Linked DNA regions of Homo sapiens: region 2 is linked to region 1. The links are chromatin loops, found by intact Hi-C in ENCODE. Cell type or tissue: PC-9. All regions are shown on one strand.

Region 1 (8,000 bases):
TTTATTTTTTATTTTTATTTATTTTTTTGAGATGGAGTCTCACTCTGTCACCCAGGCTAGAGTGCAGTGGCATGATCTTGCTCATTGCAACCTCCACTGAGTTCAAGCGATTCTCCTGCCTCAGCCTCCCAAGTAGCTGGGTGAACGTCACCACATCCCACTCATTTTTGTATTTTTAGTAGAGACGGTGTTTCACCATGTTGGTCAGGCTGGTCTTGAGCTCCTGACCTTAAGTGATTTGCCCACCTCAGCCTCACAGAGTGCTGGGATTACAGGTATGAGTCACTGTGCCCAGCCTCAAAATTTATTTTAGACCTTCAACTCTTTGTATAGTTTCATGTGCAAGGGCACTATATCAATACTGTTTGAGGATGGTTATTTTCCAATTGCTATTCCTCTTGATATGAAAGCTATGATGAGCAAGAAATTCAGAGATATAAAAAGAAATTGTTTTTTCAAAAGATGAATTTATCAACTCACGATAACATACCAGGCATAGTGATGGGCTTTGCAGGGGGAATGATGACACAAAGATGAGCAGGACACAACCCCTGTCGTGCACTCATGTGGCCTGATGGGAGGGACAGGCATGAATCAATAGGTCTTATACAATAGGATAAGAGCTACAGAGTCTGGGGACCCGGGGGTTCTGACGGCACAGGAAAGAGGGTGACTAACTTTATCTTGAAATCCTCAGGAACGCTCTGGAGAGGATTAGTAATTGAACTGGCTCTTGCAGGCTGAGTAGGTGTTTGCCAGTTGACAACAGAATGTAGGGGGAGGATGTCCAAGAAGAGGAGAGGAGGGCTTTACAAGTGCAGAAAGGCCAGGAAATCACAGTCTTCCCAGAATGTGTGGAAAGTGAGAGGCTTAGGGGCATGGCCAGCCATGGGCAGTGAAGCAGCTTAGCCCTAGGTTTTCAAGGCCTTTAAACACCACCCTTGGGAACCCAAACTTTGCCCTTGAGTTTGTTACTGTGGAGCCGTGTAACGTTCTGGAGGGTAGTCATATTTTATATTTCAGTTATGGAAACTTTACTGCTTTATTAAATAGAAAAACATCAATTGTTGGTTTTTTGCATACCTTACCAGTGTTCACTCAAAGACATGTTTCCTTATTTATTTATTGCTGTTGCATTTTTTTAAACTTTTATTTTAGATTCAAAGGTACATGTGCAGTTTTATTATATAGGTAAACTGTGTGTCAAAGGGGCTTGGTGTACACGTTATTTTGTCACCCAGGTAATAAGCATAGTACCTGATAGGTAGTTTTTCAATCCTCTCCCTCCTCCAACAACAGATATGGCCCCCTGTCTGTTGTTTCCTACTTTGTGTCCACTTGTACTCAACATTTAGCTTCCATTTTTAAGTGAGAACATGTGGTATTTGGCTTTCTGCTCTTGTGTTAGTTTGCTTAGGATAATGGCCTCCAGCTCCATCCATGTTGCTGCAAAGGACATGATGTCATTCTTTTTTATGGCTGCATAGTATTCCATTGTGTGTGTGTGTGTGTGTGTGTGTGTGTGTGTGTGTGTGTGTATCACATTTTTTAAATCCAGTCTACCATTGATGGGCATTTATGTTCATTCCATGTCTTTGCTTTTGTGAATAGTGCTTCGATGAACATACTTGTGCATGTGTCTTTATGGTAGAAAGATTTATATTCCTTTGGGTATATATCCAGTAATGGGATGACTGGGTTGAATGGTAATTCTATTTTAAGTTATTTGAGGAATCGCCACACTGCTTTTCACAATGGTTGAATTAATTTACACTCCCACCAGCAGTGTATAAGCATCCCCTTTTCTCCACAACCTCGCTAGCATCTATTATTTTTTTACTTTTTAATAATACAATTTCTGACTGGTGTGAGATGGTATCTCATTGTGGTTGCAGTTTGCATTTCTCTAATGCTTAGTGATGTTGAGCATTTTTCATGTTTGTTGGCTGCAAATATGTCTTCTTTTGAAAAGTGTCTGTTCATATGCTTTGCCCACTTTTTAATGGGGTGTGTTTTCTGCTTATAAATTTGTTTAAATTCCTGATAGATTCTGGATATTAGACCTTTGTCAGATGCAAGTTTGCAAATATTTTCCCTCCATTAAAGACGTTAAGTTTATAGAGATGGCCAATCACCCTCTGACTTTCAACTTAGAGATGAGATCATTAGTTTGTTCCTCTTAAAAACATGTTAAATGGAAAAAGGGATATTTTTTTTTCCCAGAAAGAAAGAGGTCATTTTTCTTTTTTCAAGTTTATGGAGAGCACTGTATTTAAACTGTCTTCTGAGTTTCCTGGCCGCATATCTAGGGAATAAGAGCAGTTTCCCAAGGATAGAAACGAAACAGTACTTCCTTTGTTCTACTTCTACTTGATGGGGGACACCCAGGAACTTCAGATGCTTTCAGTGGAGCTGGCAAGTCCCCATGGGGAGCCTGTTACGTGCCCGGCAGCCCTGTCTTCATCCACTGTTGTGCTCAGTTCCTGTTGGGAATCACTCTGTGGTGTGTCAGGTACTGCCAACACCAAAGTGCTGGGCTCAGCTATGGAGGCACCTGTAAACATCAGCATGCTGGCCACCACCCCCACCTCAGGATGCCCCCAACTCTGGGAGCATTACAGGTCTGTAATCAGCACCATAGAGTGTTAGAAACGGGTCTGGCTAGGGACATAAAAGAGGATTGCCAGACTAGGGACAGTTGTGACCAGAAGCAATAAACCTCCAGTGCCAGCAATTAGTTCATGGTTTTCTTCCACCCCACTTGCTGCATGGGAGCAAATGTGAGAAAGGCAGATGGCAGGGTTGGAGGTCAACTGGGCGAGCACAGCTGGACCAGGGAGGGAGGGAAGTTGCAGTGTTGTGTTGAAAGGGCCAAAGAACCCAGATGCGGAAGGAAGGAAGGAAGGAATGATGGAAGGAAGGAAGAAAGGAAGGGAGGGAGGGAGGAAGGAAAGCCAGGAGTGTTGTGTCAGAATGAAAGCATCTGTGAGGAGTGAGCCTGGAGTTGAAGAACTGGTTTAGTGAGAAGGAGGGCGTGGGAGAGGTGGAGAGGCCCTTGGGGTGAGAGATTTTATTTGTCATGGTTTAGATGCCCCAGATCAGAGAGGTGAATTTCACATATGAAGTATTGAGGTTTTAAGATGAAAAGTCAGCACATCAATACATACTTTGTATCTCCTTAGAATGTAATGTGGCACATATACACCATGGAATACTATGCAGCCATAAAAAATGATGAGTTCATATCCTTTGTAGGGACATGGATGAAATTGGAAATCATCATTCTCAGTAAACTATCGCAAGGACAAAAAACCAAACACCGCATGTTCTCACTCATGGGTGGGAATTGAACCATGAGAACACATGGACACAGGAAGGGGAACATCACACTCTGGGGCCTGTTGTGGGGTGGGGGGAGGGGGGAGGGATAGCATTAGGAGATATACCTAATGCTAAATGACGAGTTAATGGGTGCAGCACACCAACATGGCACATGTATACATAGGTAACTAACCTGCACATTGTGCACATGTACCCTAAAACTTAAAGTATAATAATAATAAAAAAGAATATTTACTTTTTTGAGGTGTGCTCCAAAAACCACCCCCAGCATCTTAGGCTCTGGCTGACTGCTGCTCACCTGTGACCATCTCTAAGTCTGAATCCACATGGCTACACCGTCATGTTATCTGCAGTGCTGTTACTAAAAATGAGATCCTTTTCCTCATGTCCAAATCAGGGCTTCATCTGGATGGGGTCCCAGCTCTGGCACAGGCCAATGGCAGGAGAGTTCAGGGATGGGCACACCTGGCCGGCTGAGGGGAGCCTACAGCCAGGCTGGCCTCCCCAGCCTCTTCAAGTGCAGGGCCTGGCGAAGGCCTGCCCTCTTGGCACCTGTCCTGTTGGTCCTGGGACAGAGCCCACAGCTTGGGATAGTCCTGTGGGAGGGGGAGGTTGAGTCACTTTGCATCACATTCATGTCTCTGCAAATGCTGAGTCACCCTGGATGCAGAGCGAGAGGATGCTGTGGCTGCCTGCCGGGAACGTCTGAACTGGGCAGCCCTTTGCCATTGGCAGGAATGAGTGGGCGTGACGCATTCTCTCCAGTTCTGTGCCTTAGTCACCAAGGTCACTAGATTATGTGTGTCATGCGAGGGAGGCGCATAAAGGGCTGGGAAAGGTGGCAGGCTGCGGTGGGGGAGAGAGAAGGGCAGGAGCAGGCTTGTGTTTCAGATCTCAGCTTTCCTTAGCAAAGGGAGCTTCAGCTTTTCCACGCCCTCTCTGTGTATTCTTTAATTTTCCGGTCTCCCCTTAAGATGACTTTGCAGTTAATCAGGCTTGAATCTTCACGGTCTCTTGTTGCTACAGGATGAAGTTTCAGTTCTTAGCCTGGCATTTAAGGGTCTACAATTTGGTGGCCCAGCCATCATGTCCTGGGAACAGCTCTGGCCCTGGAGAGGAAGCCTCTCGAGGCTGTCACAGTTTGGTTCTTCTTTCCCAGGACAATCCTCCACTGCTCTCCTGGCCAGCTGCCTCCTCCAGCCAGCCGGCCCTCTCCCTCCCTGCTCTTCCCAAGTCCCAGGCTCAAAGTGCGGCTCACATCCCTCCTTTCCCTGAGCCTTCCCAGACAGCCAGCCCCACAGTGGCCTCCTTCCATTCTCAAAGCCTTTGGTGGCACTTCATGGCAGAGCCAGGGTAGAAAACAGGGACGATGAGACTTACAAATCTGAGCTCAAATTCCAGATCCTTCTCTGACTTGCAGTGTGATCTTGTGCAAGACACAAAACCTCCTGGCCCTTAGATTTCTTCTTCTGCTACAAATGATCAGAGGTTCATGAGGGAAATGGAACTTAGTGTCTGAGTGCTGGGCACAAGGTAAGGACTCAATCAGTGCTGGCCCCGCCTCTTTTGCTCTCACCGCCTCTTACTTTTTTATGACTTCTTTAGCATCCATTATATCCATGTATGTTTATATTTAAAGTTATTTTATTATGTGTGTGTATACTGATTCCCTAATTGAATTGATTGTGTGTTTTCATTCATTTTTTGAAAGAATTTTTGTGGAGAGTCTATTATGTTCCACAGCTTGTGCCAGACACTAGGGAGTCAAAGGGGGAAAGATGCTGTTCCCAACAGAAAGTCTGGTCTTATACTTCTTTGTAAAGTCACCATAAATATTCTTTAGTGACAGGTAGAGTGAAAATAAACAAAATATTTTCCACATAGTGATAAGTATAATAGATGCCAAATAAATATTTGTTGAGTTTTAGCTTTGGAGTTTTAGATGAAAAGTGTGAAATGCCTTCATGATATTTTATTTCAGAGCTTAACATATTTCAGTTGTGACCAAATTGAAAAGTCCGAACCTTCAAAACTGAAATGCTAGGAAATGATTGCTCATGATCTAGAAGGATTTGTCAAGGGCTTTCTTTAAAAGCCTTCAGCCTCGCGGGGCTCCGTGTGTGTACACACGCATGTGCGTGTGTTCTGAGGGCTACCAAGAGAAGCAAGGGTTGCAGGGAAGGCTCTAACAACGCCCTTGAAGGGAAAAGTCAATCAGAAACAAATTGACTACAGCTGTGAGATTCTAATGTATGTCAATGAAGAGATAAGATTCAATCTACAAATATTTGAATTACATGCAAAATGTAAGTCACAAATCTCGCACCTAAAGTCAGGGTTACCTTCCAATACTCCAGCCTTGTTGTACAAGTCGGGGCTTACACCATCGCAGGGCAGAACTGCTCCCATAATGAGTATAGGAAATATTCAGCCCACCATTTCTGAATAAATATCAGTGCATAGCACATTTCTAGTCTTTAAAATGTCTAACTGCTTTCTGCATGAGTTCCCATAGTCAAAACAACACCCTTCTTCCCTCCTTCCTCCTCAGGTCTCACATTTGTGACTGCTCCCTCAACAGAGTCCCAGGCTTTCTTTTCTGTGTAGATTCTTGCAGAGCTTTCTTGAAATGGAGCCGCCTCATCAATAGGCCACCCTGCACTGCCAGCTCTGTTAAGTAACCAAGTCTCTGTTGGGCGGAATTTGTGGGTCTGGATTTGTGACTATATTCCAGGTGTCTCCTAGTGGCTCTCAACAATCTTTGGTCCATATTTATGGCCCCTTGTTTCTTACCTGCATCTGCAGGACAGGCCGTCTTCTGAGGAGCTGTCCAAGCTTCCTGAACTTGCCTTGAGGGGCCCTGCAGTCAAGATAATACTCCCTGCAACCCTAGGTTCCATTGTTCCACCAGATGCTCTATGCCACTTGCAGCCATCATCACTAGCAATAACCACGGTGATGGAACTTTACATTTCTGCAGGAGTTTACAGCCTGCAAAGGGCTTTCACATACATCGCCTCAGTGTAGGTGACTGACCATGGTGCTGCCCTGCCCAACAGCCTTCAGTGGTGGCTGGAATTCCAGTCTCCTTCCCGGGGTGTTCATGGCCCCCATCTCCTCGCTGTGCAGGCCAGCTCTCACCTCTTTGCCGCCTCCCCATCCCACCTCCCACTGCAAGCTCCCGGAACTTCAAACTGCCTGTGGCTCTCAACACACACATCTCCCTCCTCTCACCCTCCGTATCTCGGCTTTGCCTGTCCTTCAGCCTATGTGGCTTCCCTATCTGCTCTGCTCTTTCTTCCACCCCCAACCCCCCTGCCATGCTCCTCCCCAGCTGTGCCAGGCCCCCTTCTCAGGGCTCGTAATGTCCTGTGCATATCTCTCTGATGGCCTCTGTGGGTGTGTGGCTTTCTTATTGGGATAGAATATACCAAACATAAAATTTGCCATTGTAACCATTTTTAAGTGTACAGTTCAGTGGCATTAAGCATGTTCACATTGTTGTGCGACCACCACCACCCATCTCCAGACATTTTTCATCTTCCCAAACTGAAGCTCTCTACCCATTTGTATCAGTTTGCTTGGGCTTCCATGGCAAAGTACCAGACTGCGTGGCTTAAACAACGGACATTTATTTTCTTACAGTCTGGAGGCTGGAAGTGCAAGATCCAGGCGTTGGCAGGGTTGGCGTCTGGTGAGACCTCTCCTCCTGGCTGTGGCTGGCCAGCTTCTCCCCGTGTCCTCACATGGCCTTTCTTCTGTGTGCTTATTGAGAGAGGGGGCTCTGGCATCTCTTCCTTTTCTTACAGAGACACCAGTCCCATTGGACTGGGGCTTGGCCTTCATTTAACTCTAATTACCTCCCTAAGGCCCAGTCTTCAAATACAGGCACACTGGGGATTAGGGTTTCAACATATGCATTTCGGGGGGCACAGTTCAGTCTCTAACATCATTGAGGAGTAACTCCCACTCTCTCCCCCAGGCCCTGGCAACCACCATTTCACTTTCTGTTTCTATGAATTTCACTCCTGTAGGTAGCTTGTATAGGTAGAATCACACAGTGTTTGTCCTTTTGTGACTGGCTTATTTCACTCAGCATCATGTCCTCAAGATTCATCTGTGTTGTAGCATGCGTCGGAATTTCCCTCCTGTTTAAGGCTGAGTGATATTCCGCTGTCTGCACACACCACATTTTGTTGATCCACACATTCACCAATGAAACCACTGTGTTAGAGAGGTGTTTGTGTCTGTCTCTACTCTGAGGTCGGACCCTTTGTCTAATACTTCTCTGTATCTCACGCACCAAACACCGTGCCTGGCATGTCATTCTCTTGATAAATGTTGAAGGAACAAATGAGTCAATTATTTAACATGCTGACCATCATGACAGCCCTGAGTTAGGCAAGCTTCCCATTCCTACTTCCATTTCTCAGATGAGGAACTCAGACTTGGAAACGTAAAGGGACTTTCCATTTTATCAATTGCCTTTCTCATCCTGCTGGTAATTATGTGAAGCAGAAATCTTCCTGCTGTCTTTGGCCCCCAGACATCATGCCCTATGTTAGACATCAATCATATAGCTTGATTTCTATAAAGGCAACTGGACTTCCTGGGAAAGAGCTAGTACAGCTCTTACAATGATGCAGAAGTAAAGCCAG
Region 2 (8,000 bases), 77 kb before region 1:
CAGCCTCCATAATCACGAGTCATTTTTCCTAATGAATCCTCTCTCATTATCTATCATCTGTCCATCCATCCTATTTGTTTTGTCTAAGTGGAAAACCCTAATATAAGAGACAGTGGAGACCCCCCTTCTTGTTCTCTGTGGGGGACATGCCGTTCTTTTTTCTTGGAAGAGTGTGGGTTGCACTGTCGGGCCAGACAACACACTTCTTATAGTGTTATTCTATCTTTCTGTCTCTCTTTCCCTCCCTCCCTCCCTCCCTTCCTTCCTTCCTTCCTTCTTTCCTTCCTTCCTCTCTCCCTCCCTCTCTCCCTCCCCCTCTCTCTTTTTCTTTTTTTCTTTCCTTCCTTCCTTCTTTCTTTCTCTCTCTCTCCTTCCTTCCTTCTTTCCTTCCTTCCTTTCTCCTACACCTGAGCATTTTTTTATTGAGATGTAATTAATATTCCATAAAATTTGCCTTTTTAAAGTGTACAATTTGATGGTTTTTAATGTAATCACAAAGTTTTGTAACCATCACCACTAATTCCAGGACATTTCTATTACTCCCAGAAAGAAACACCAACCCCATTAATAGTCACTTCCCATGCTCCCCTCCTCCAGCCCTTGGCAACCACTAATCTACTTTCTGTCTCTATGGATTTGCCTTTCCAGACTTCATATAAATGGAATCTATAACGTGGCTTTTGGGGTCTGGCTTATTTTATGTAGCATAATGTTCTCAAGGTTCACCCATGTTGTTGTATATATTGGTTTTTCATTCTTCTCATGGCTGAATAATATTCAATTGTATGTATAGACCACATTTTGTTTATCCATTCATCAATTGATAGACATTTGTGTTGTTTTCACTTTTTGGCTATCATGAATAATGCCTCTGTGAACCTTTGTGTACAGGTTATTATGTGGATGTATCTTTTCAATTCTCTTAGGCATGTATCTAGGAACAGAATTACTGTTTAATTTACTTTAGAATAGCAAAATTGTTTTCCAGAGGGAAACACCATTTTACATTTTCACCAGCAGTGTATGAGAGTTCCAGTATCTCCACACTCTCTCCGCCACATTTGTCTATCTTTTTTATTATAGCTATCCTGGTAGGTGCGAAGTGGTACCTCATTGTGGTTTTGATTTTCATTTTCCTAATTACTAGTGATGCTGAACATCTTTTCTTTGCATATTGGCCATTTGTATATCTTTTTTGTATGTAATTTCTGCCTATTCAAATCGGTTGCTCAAAAAATTTCGTTCCTTGTCTTTTTATGATTACATTATAAGAACTCTTTATATATTCTAAATACTAGATGCTTATCATATATATGATTTGCAAGTATTTTCTCCTATTCTGTGGGTTGTCTTGTCACTTTCTTGATAGTGCCCTTTGCCACAAAAAAGTTTTTAATGTTGATCAAGTCTATTTTTTGACTTCATCTGTAAAATCCATAATTTTGATGTATCTTTCTTTTTCTTTTTTTGCTTAACGCTTTTGGTGTCACGTCTAAGAAACCATTGCTTAATCCAAGGTCACACAGATTTACTCCTCTGTTCTTTTTAGAGTATCATATCTTAGCACTTACACTTAAATCTCTGATTCATTTTGAGCTAATTTTGTATGTGGTGTGAGGTACAGGTCCAACTTCATTCTTTTCCATGTGGATAGCCAGTTATTCCAACACCATTTGTTTGAAAGACTATTCTTTCTTCATTGGGTTTCCTGGGAACCCTTGTCAAAAACCAATTAACTATAAATATATGATTTTATTTCTGGACTCTCAATACATGTCTATCCTTATGGCAGTACTGCACTGTCTTGGTTAGTGTAGATTTGTCATACATTTTGAAATTGGAAAGTTTGTGTCTTTCAACTTTGTTTTTTTTCAAGACTGTTTTGGCTATTCTGGGTCCCGTGTATTTCTATATAAATTTTATGATCAGTTTGTCAATTTAGACAAAAGAGGCGGCAGGAATTTTCATAAGGATTGCATTGAATCTGTAGATCAACTTAAGGAGTATTGCCATGTTAATGTTATTGTCTTCTAGAGTGTTATTCTTAAAAAAACAAGACAAATCACTGATTTCAACAGTTACTCAACTTCCATTTGCAACAGTTTAGTTTTTCTGCAATGTAAGTCACTCCTATTTACTCCAGCTACATTAAAAAATGGAATGCTTCACCTTGTCTGTAAATTATCTTCTTTGTACCAGATGAGCTCAACTATATTTCCTTATGAGACCTTAACGATTCCATTTTACTAGGGTTATTAGGTGTAGGTACTATATGAATTTCACTAAAAGATGAAGAAATCAGCTGGCCATGGTGGCTCACGCCTATAATCCCAGCACTTCGGGAGGCTGAGGCCGGTGGATCACCTGAGGTCAGGAGTTCGTGACTAGCCTGGCTAACATGGTGAAATCCCATCTCTACTAAAAATACAAAAATTAGCCAGGTGTCGTGGCATGCACATGTAATCCCAGCTACTTAGGAGGCTGAGGCAGGAGAATCACTTGAACCCAGGAGGCGGCGGTTGCAATGAGCCGAGATTGCGCCATTGCAGTCCAGCCTGAGTAACAAGAGTGAAATTTCATCTCAAAAAAAAAAAAAAAAAAAAAAGATGAAGAAGTCAAGGCAAAAAAACTAACATTCAAGCAATTACCTCACTTGCCACAGAAGAACAGCTAGATCTGTGATGAGAATGAAAGACTGTAGTTCCCACAGTACTGTGCTCTCCCGAGGAATTAGGAAGAGCTGGTTTCCCATCCCAACTGCTTGTTCTCCGTTCCCCTGTCTTAGTGTGGAATTTTGAAAAAGTACTTAATTTCTCTGAATCTGTTTTTTTATCTTCATTACGGTGGTGTGATCCAGGTGACCAAGTGACCTCGTGGGCCTGTGTCTGTAATATGACACACTCATTTTTAATGACAAATTATAGTTACCAAAGCTACACCCTCCCCAGCCTGGCTTCCAGAAACCCTCTTCACAGTGTCCCCTATTTGTTCTGAGTCTCAAAAGAGTGTCTCCTGTGCGCAGAGCCAGTCTGTTAGCTGCAGTCGTCTGCTCCATCACATCACTCCCGTTGACTCTCCTGCACCTGTTCCCCACCTCCACCCACCTTGTTTCTGCAGGGCCACAAGGAGTGCTTGTCATTGCATTGCCAAAACCAGGCAAGGTTGTTGTTTTGGGATTCATTCAAAGCTCCCTGTCCTATGGGCACCAGAGCAGGGCTGTTTCTATGCAGACAAGAAGAATAGTCTCCTCCACTCCAAATGCAGCAAGCAAGTCTGCCCAGCCCTGGAGTCCTTGACTCATACTTGAAGAATCCTATCAGCGTCATGCCCTTGTATTCCTGGCCATACTCCAGCTGGTGGAAGCCCTTAGAGGGGGGAAACATAGCATTCCATCACCACCTTCTCCCCATCACCTAGCCTGCTCCTCTCTCCCAGGTCACCACATAGAAGCTTGGATTAATGCAAGCCCACCAAAAGAAAACTGGCATGGGGCAAGGGGTGGGGGACCGTGTGTGGATCTTACCAGCAGCAGCTGGTGCCTGCTCTGGGGGCAAACATGAGGTCTCTGATGATTTAAAATGATACCTACCCCGGGAGGTGGCGTGAGATTAACTGAAATAATGCAAGGCAAGTCCTGGCACCAAAGACATTCCCCCCAGGGTTTCAAAATGTCAAAGATGATGAGGTCCCTTCTCTGGTAAAGGGTGCATTTATTTTCCAAATACTTCTCACTGCCTCAACGGAAATTTGCCTGGGCCTGTGGTTCCAGGGAACACTGTTTGGGGCAACCCCGTTTTCTTCCCGTGGACATGTGTGGCTCCATTCGAGTCCAGGAGGCAGACCAAACGCAGGGTCAGAATCGCTGCCTCGTATGCTCACCTGGACAGGCACTGGGAGATGAAGGACCATCTGTCTCTCGGTCCATGGTTTGGTCCAGCTGGTGCAAGAACCCCAGGTGCCGAAGGCGTTGCAGCCACCCTCCCCTGCCCACATGCCTGGGCGTCTCCGAACACTCCCCTTGGCGTCCACCACAAATAGAAGATTGTTTCATCCACCCATGCAAGGTCTTTCCCAGGACTCCTCCTACCCAGAAACCCAGGTGGTTCTCAGGGAGCTGCGCCAATCCCTCTGGCTGCACCCCGCAGACCCTGCCCACGCTCCAGCGCCACGTCCTCCGCAAGCGCGGTGATATGGCTCATCCTTCCCTTCTCGCCTTTCTCACAGCCCAGGTGCTGCACCCAGGCAGTCTGACGAAGCTGTTCCCGCTCCCAATCTGGCCAGACACGGCTCTGCGTAATTGCGCTCTGCGGTCCACCTGCTCCCCCGCGGCAGTCCCCCAGCTCCGCAGCAGGTGGGGCCGCCGCACAACCTCGCAGGCCCAGTGAGACATAGGAAACGCCAAACTGGGTTACGTAAGTGGGTTAGGCAGGTGGCGGGCGAGGTGCGTTCTACAGGAAAGTTGTGAATCAGGAGTCTGGCAACGTGAATTCTCAGTTCTCCTTTTGGTTTCATTACAACAAGCAGCTATTGGATGTCTGGTGTGTTCGCAGAAGTGTGATAGATGACTCCGTGTCGGAATACAGAAGCAGAGGGAGGGCTCTGGGAACAAAGCCCTGAGGATGAGACGCAGTCCTCAAACTCGACAGTTCACAGTCCGCAGGGGAGCAGACGTGGGAGCAATAATACAGCACATTACCACACATATAATAGTGAAAAATGTATGCAAGGTGTGGGGGGAGGGGGTGGATGGAGCGGGGAGGGGGGTGGATGGAGCAGGGAGGGGGAAAGAGAGCGATTCTTTCTGGAGTCAGTAAAGTCTCCAGGGACGCTCAACCTGAGTTTTGAAGAACAGATACAATTTTGCAAGGTGGCCAAGAGCATAGAAGAACGTTCTTGTTAGAGGAAACCAGAGTCGGGGGGTTTGGTGCCCTCCCATAATCTCCTCAACACCCTTCAAAGCTACCCTAAATAAGCATTCTAAGCATAAATAGCTAGTTTGCTATGTGAAATGTGAACTCCATGTCAAGACAAATCTGTACTGTCCTTTTCAATCCTACATACTAGCTTGAGCTGACACTCAGGGAGAGGTGTGGGTTGGGGCTTTGGGGACAAAGGACTGAGTAGTTCTGGAACTACAACAGGGGCAGACAAGACCATAAAGGACTTTGGAGGTCATGCTTAAGGACTTAAGCTTTATCTTGTAGGCTGGAGCTTGCAAGCTGGTGGCCATGAGATGACCTTTTTTTTTTTTTTTTTAAACCCTACGTACTTGTTTTGTTTAATTCTTATAAAGTTTTAAAAGTCAGTACCTTTCTGGCATCTCTTGGAAAAATCGGAGGGTTTGATGTCACTGGACTCACCATCCTGCCATAAGCTGGCTCCAGGTTGTAGCTGCTTCCTGGAAACCAGGCACCAGCTTGCCCTTTGTCTCAGTCCCTGCCATTCCCTCAGGCTTCCTGGGATCCTGTCTGGGCTCTGCAGGGGTCTCAGTCCCTGGAGGCAACAGGGACACACTTATCACTTGTCAGCACAGTCCAACGGTAAGATCTGGGCTGGTAACATGGTGAGGTGATTGAATTTGAAAGGAAGGGATGGAAGCAGGGAAACATGTCAGTCAGCCTTAGAGAGGAGAGTCCAGATTCAAGTAAAGTGGGAAACCTGTCCCTCCACTCCCCACCCGTGCACGTGCAGGTACACTCAGGCACACACTCTGAGTACAGCAAGACTGCTCTCTCTTCTTCAACTCTTTGAGTTCTTAGTTTCTTAAGATTTCTTTACCCTGTCAAGAATCACTCATGTTTAATTAAGACCACTTTCTTTTGAGAATAGGAGGGAAGTACAAATACCATTTTTTTGTAGGCCTGCTTCTCCCTTCTGCCCTCACCCTTAGAGATGGAGCTGGGTTTTGGCCCAAGGAGAACTTCAAATCTTGGACCATCAATTTTCCGACTCTAAAGGACCCCTCGCAGGATTAAGCTGCATACTTTTCGAGTATCTCTAGTATTCATCCCCCAAAGAACCAGTGCAATATTCTTCCCCTGCTAAGGAAAAATGGAGAATTGTAGGATGAAGTGTGTCAGGGGAATAAAAGAGAAGGTACCCTCTGTGGCCCTAGAGCCATGTATAATCCACTGCAAATCCCCTCTCCAAATTACAGTGATTTGTAGTGGAGGGAAAAAAAAGAAAAAGACTGAATTTCATTCCTGCCTTCAACATTTTCATCCAGTCCACTGTTTGGTGACCCACTTGGAGTGGCTCTTAGTCTCCATTAGTGCAGCAGGATGGGAGAAGGATTGTACAATGTCAGTCTGTTGCCAGGCAGACGAAAACCAAGTAGTAGTATTTCTCTGGCAAATAATCTAGCCAGTCTTGGTCTCTATTGCTAGAGCTAATTACACTCACAGGTGCCATGTTACTTATTTAATCATCTTATTCAATGCCACTCTTCAACATTGCACTTTTAAATAAAATAAGGTTTCTTTGCATGGTCTCAATGATAAATGCCAGTAGAGACAGAAATGAAGATTTGAAATTTCCTGTTGTGTATATGCTCTCCCCTGCTCGGAACATGTATGCCTACTAGCAATCAGTTTTCATGCACCAGTTGTGGTGTGCTGAGTGGGCGGCAGAGACTGGGACAGAGGCTCACTCATTGATTCAGCAAACATTCTGTCCTAGAGTGGGTTCTCAGGGAAGCAGATGCTAAGTCAAGGATTCAAGAGCAAGGAGTTTATTGGCACTCTGGAAGTGAAGAAGACAGAAAGGAGGGTGGCCAGTAAAGGGTGCATTGTTGAATTTGCTACCATTGTGGGAGCTTAATCATACTGGGAAACTTTAAGATCCAGTGTAGAATACATGCCTCAGAGTTATCTCACCAAGGGGTGAGGAAGCTTGGGTATTTCTACACAAAGTCCCATCAATCACTGGTTGAGGCTGCTCCTAGGGAGCATGACTTTCCTGGAACTTATGCCTTGATCCTGAAATAGGCAAAGCAGGCTTTAGTGGCCAGAGAAAGCCCTGGGGCAAGCAGGGGCTGGCAGTTGGAAGTTGGACCAGCTTCAACTAAAGAGATAAGCACAAGGGGCTATGGATGGGGCAGTGACAGAATCTGCAACATATTCTTTGAGGACTTCCTGTGTGCCAGGCACTGTCAGGTCACCATTATAGAGATGGATTTTGTCTCTGCCTTCATAGAGCTTATAGGTTAGTAGAGGAGATGGACAAGTAACCAGGCAGAGCCCAAAAGATGGGATATTTTCGGATGGTAGGAAAGAGAAGTGTGTCTCAGTAGGCCTCCTGGAGAAGGTAACACCTAAGCTAGCCCTGAATTAGGAATAGAAATGTTTATAGGTGGCTGGAAGCAGCATGTGCAAAGGTCCTAAGGAGACTGAGTTTGCAGCAAGTTTAAGAAACTACAAAGGCTGGGCACGGTGGCTCACGCCTGTAATCCCAGCACTTTGGGAGGCCAAGGCGGGTGGATCACGAGGTTAGGAGATCGAGACCATCCTGGCTAACACGGTGAAACCCCGTCTGTACTAAAAATACAAAAAATTAGCTGGGTGTGGTGGCGGGTGCCTGTAGTCCCAGCTACTCGGGAGGCTGAGGCAAGAGAATGGTGTGAACCCAGGAGGCGGAGCTTGCAGTGAGCCGAGATAGTGCCACTGCAGTCCGGCCTGGGCGACAGACTGAGACTCCTTCTCAAAAAAAAAGAAACTACAAAAACTTGATATGCCTGGATTGTAGAATTTAAGAGATTAAAAGAATAAGGGAATAAGGGTAAGAATAAGGGTGGTTAAAGAATCTGGAGGGGGAGCCAGACAGTGGAGAAGTTGGAAAACTGCTTGGATAGTTCCTAGAGGCATTTCTTTCCCAAGACCAATTCTACTTCCAATTAGGATTTCAAGTCCTTAAGTGGTCATCCCTAGCCTCTCCCTACCTGTTTTGATCTTGCACACAACCTTTTCTCTTATACAAATTCTAACAGAAGTTTTCACATTTTA

The links. Hi-C counts contacts between places; a loop is a spot of excess contacts. Peaks named below come from ENCODE experiments on the same cell type or tissue, not always from the same donor. Only the 100,000 strongest peaks of a DNase experiment are listed, where the experiment ranks them.
Region 2: it touches region 1 in a loop (11-fold over the local background); 5 of 110 quality-filtered maps call a loop at or near these places.

The regions. Positions count from the first base shown.
Region 1 is chr6:4,354,764-4,362,763 of GRCh38, forward strand. No RefSeq gene overlaps it. Among named protein-coding and RNA genes, the nearest start is that of LINC02533, 130 kb to the right of the region's middle. RefSeq lists enhancers at 3,536-4,287, 3,565-4,764, 3,585-4,933. In PC-9, no CTCF peak of the experiment used is centred here; DNase peaks (open chromatin) are centred at 648, 3,038 and 4,068; H3K4me3 peaks cover 1,391 bases; H3K27ac peaks cover 5,444 bases.
Region 2 is chr6:4,277,631-4,285,630 of GRCh38, forward strand. No RefSeq gene overlaps it. Among named protein-coding and RNA genes, the nearest start is that of ECI2-DT, 150 kb to the left of the region's middle. In PC-9, CTCF peaks have their summits at 4,362 and 4,564; DNase peaks (open chromatin) are centred at 3,281 and 4,391; H3K4me3 peaks cover 928 bases.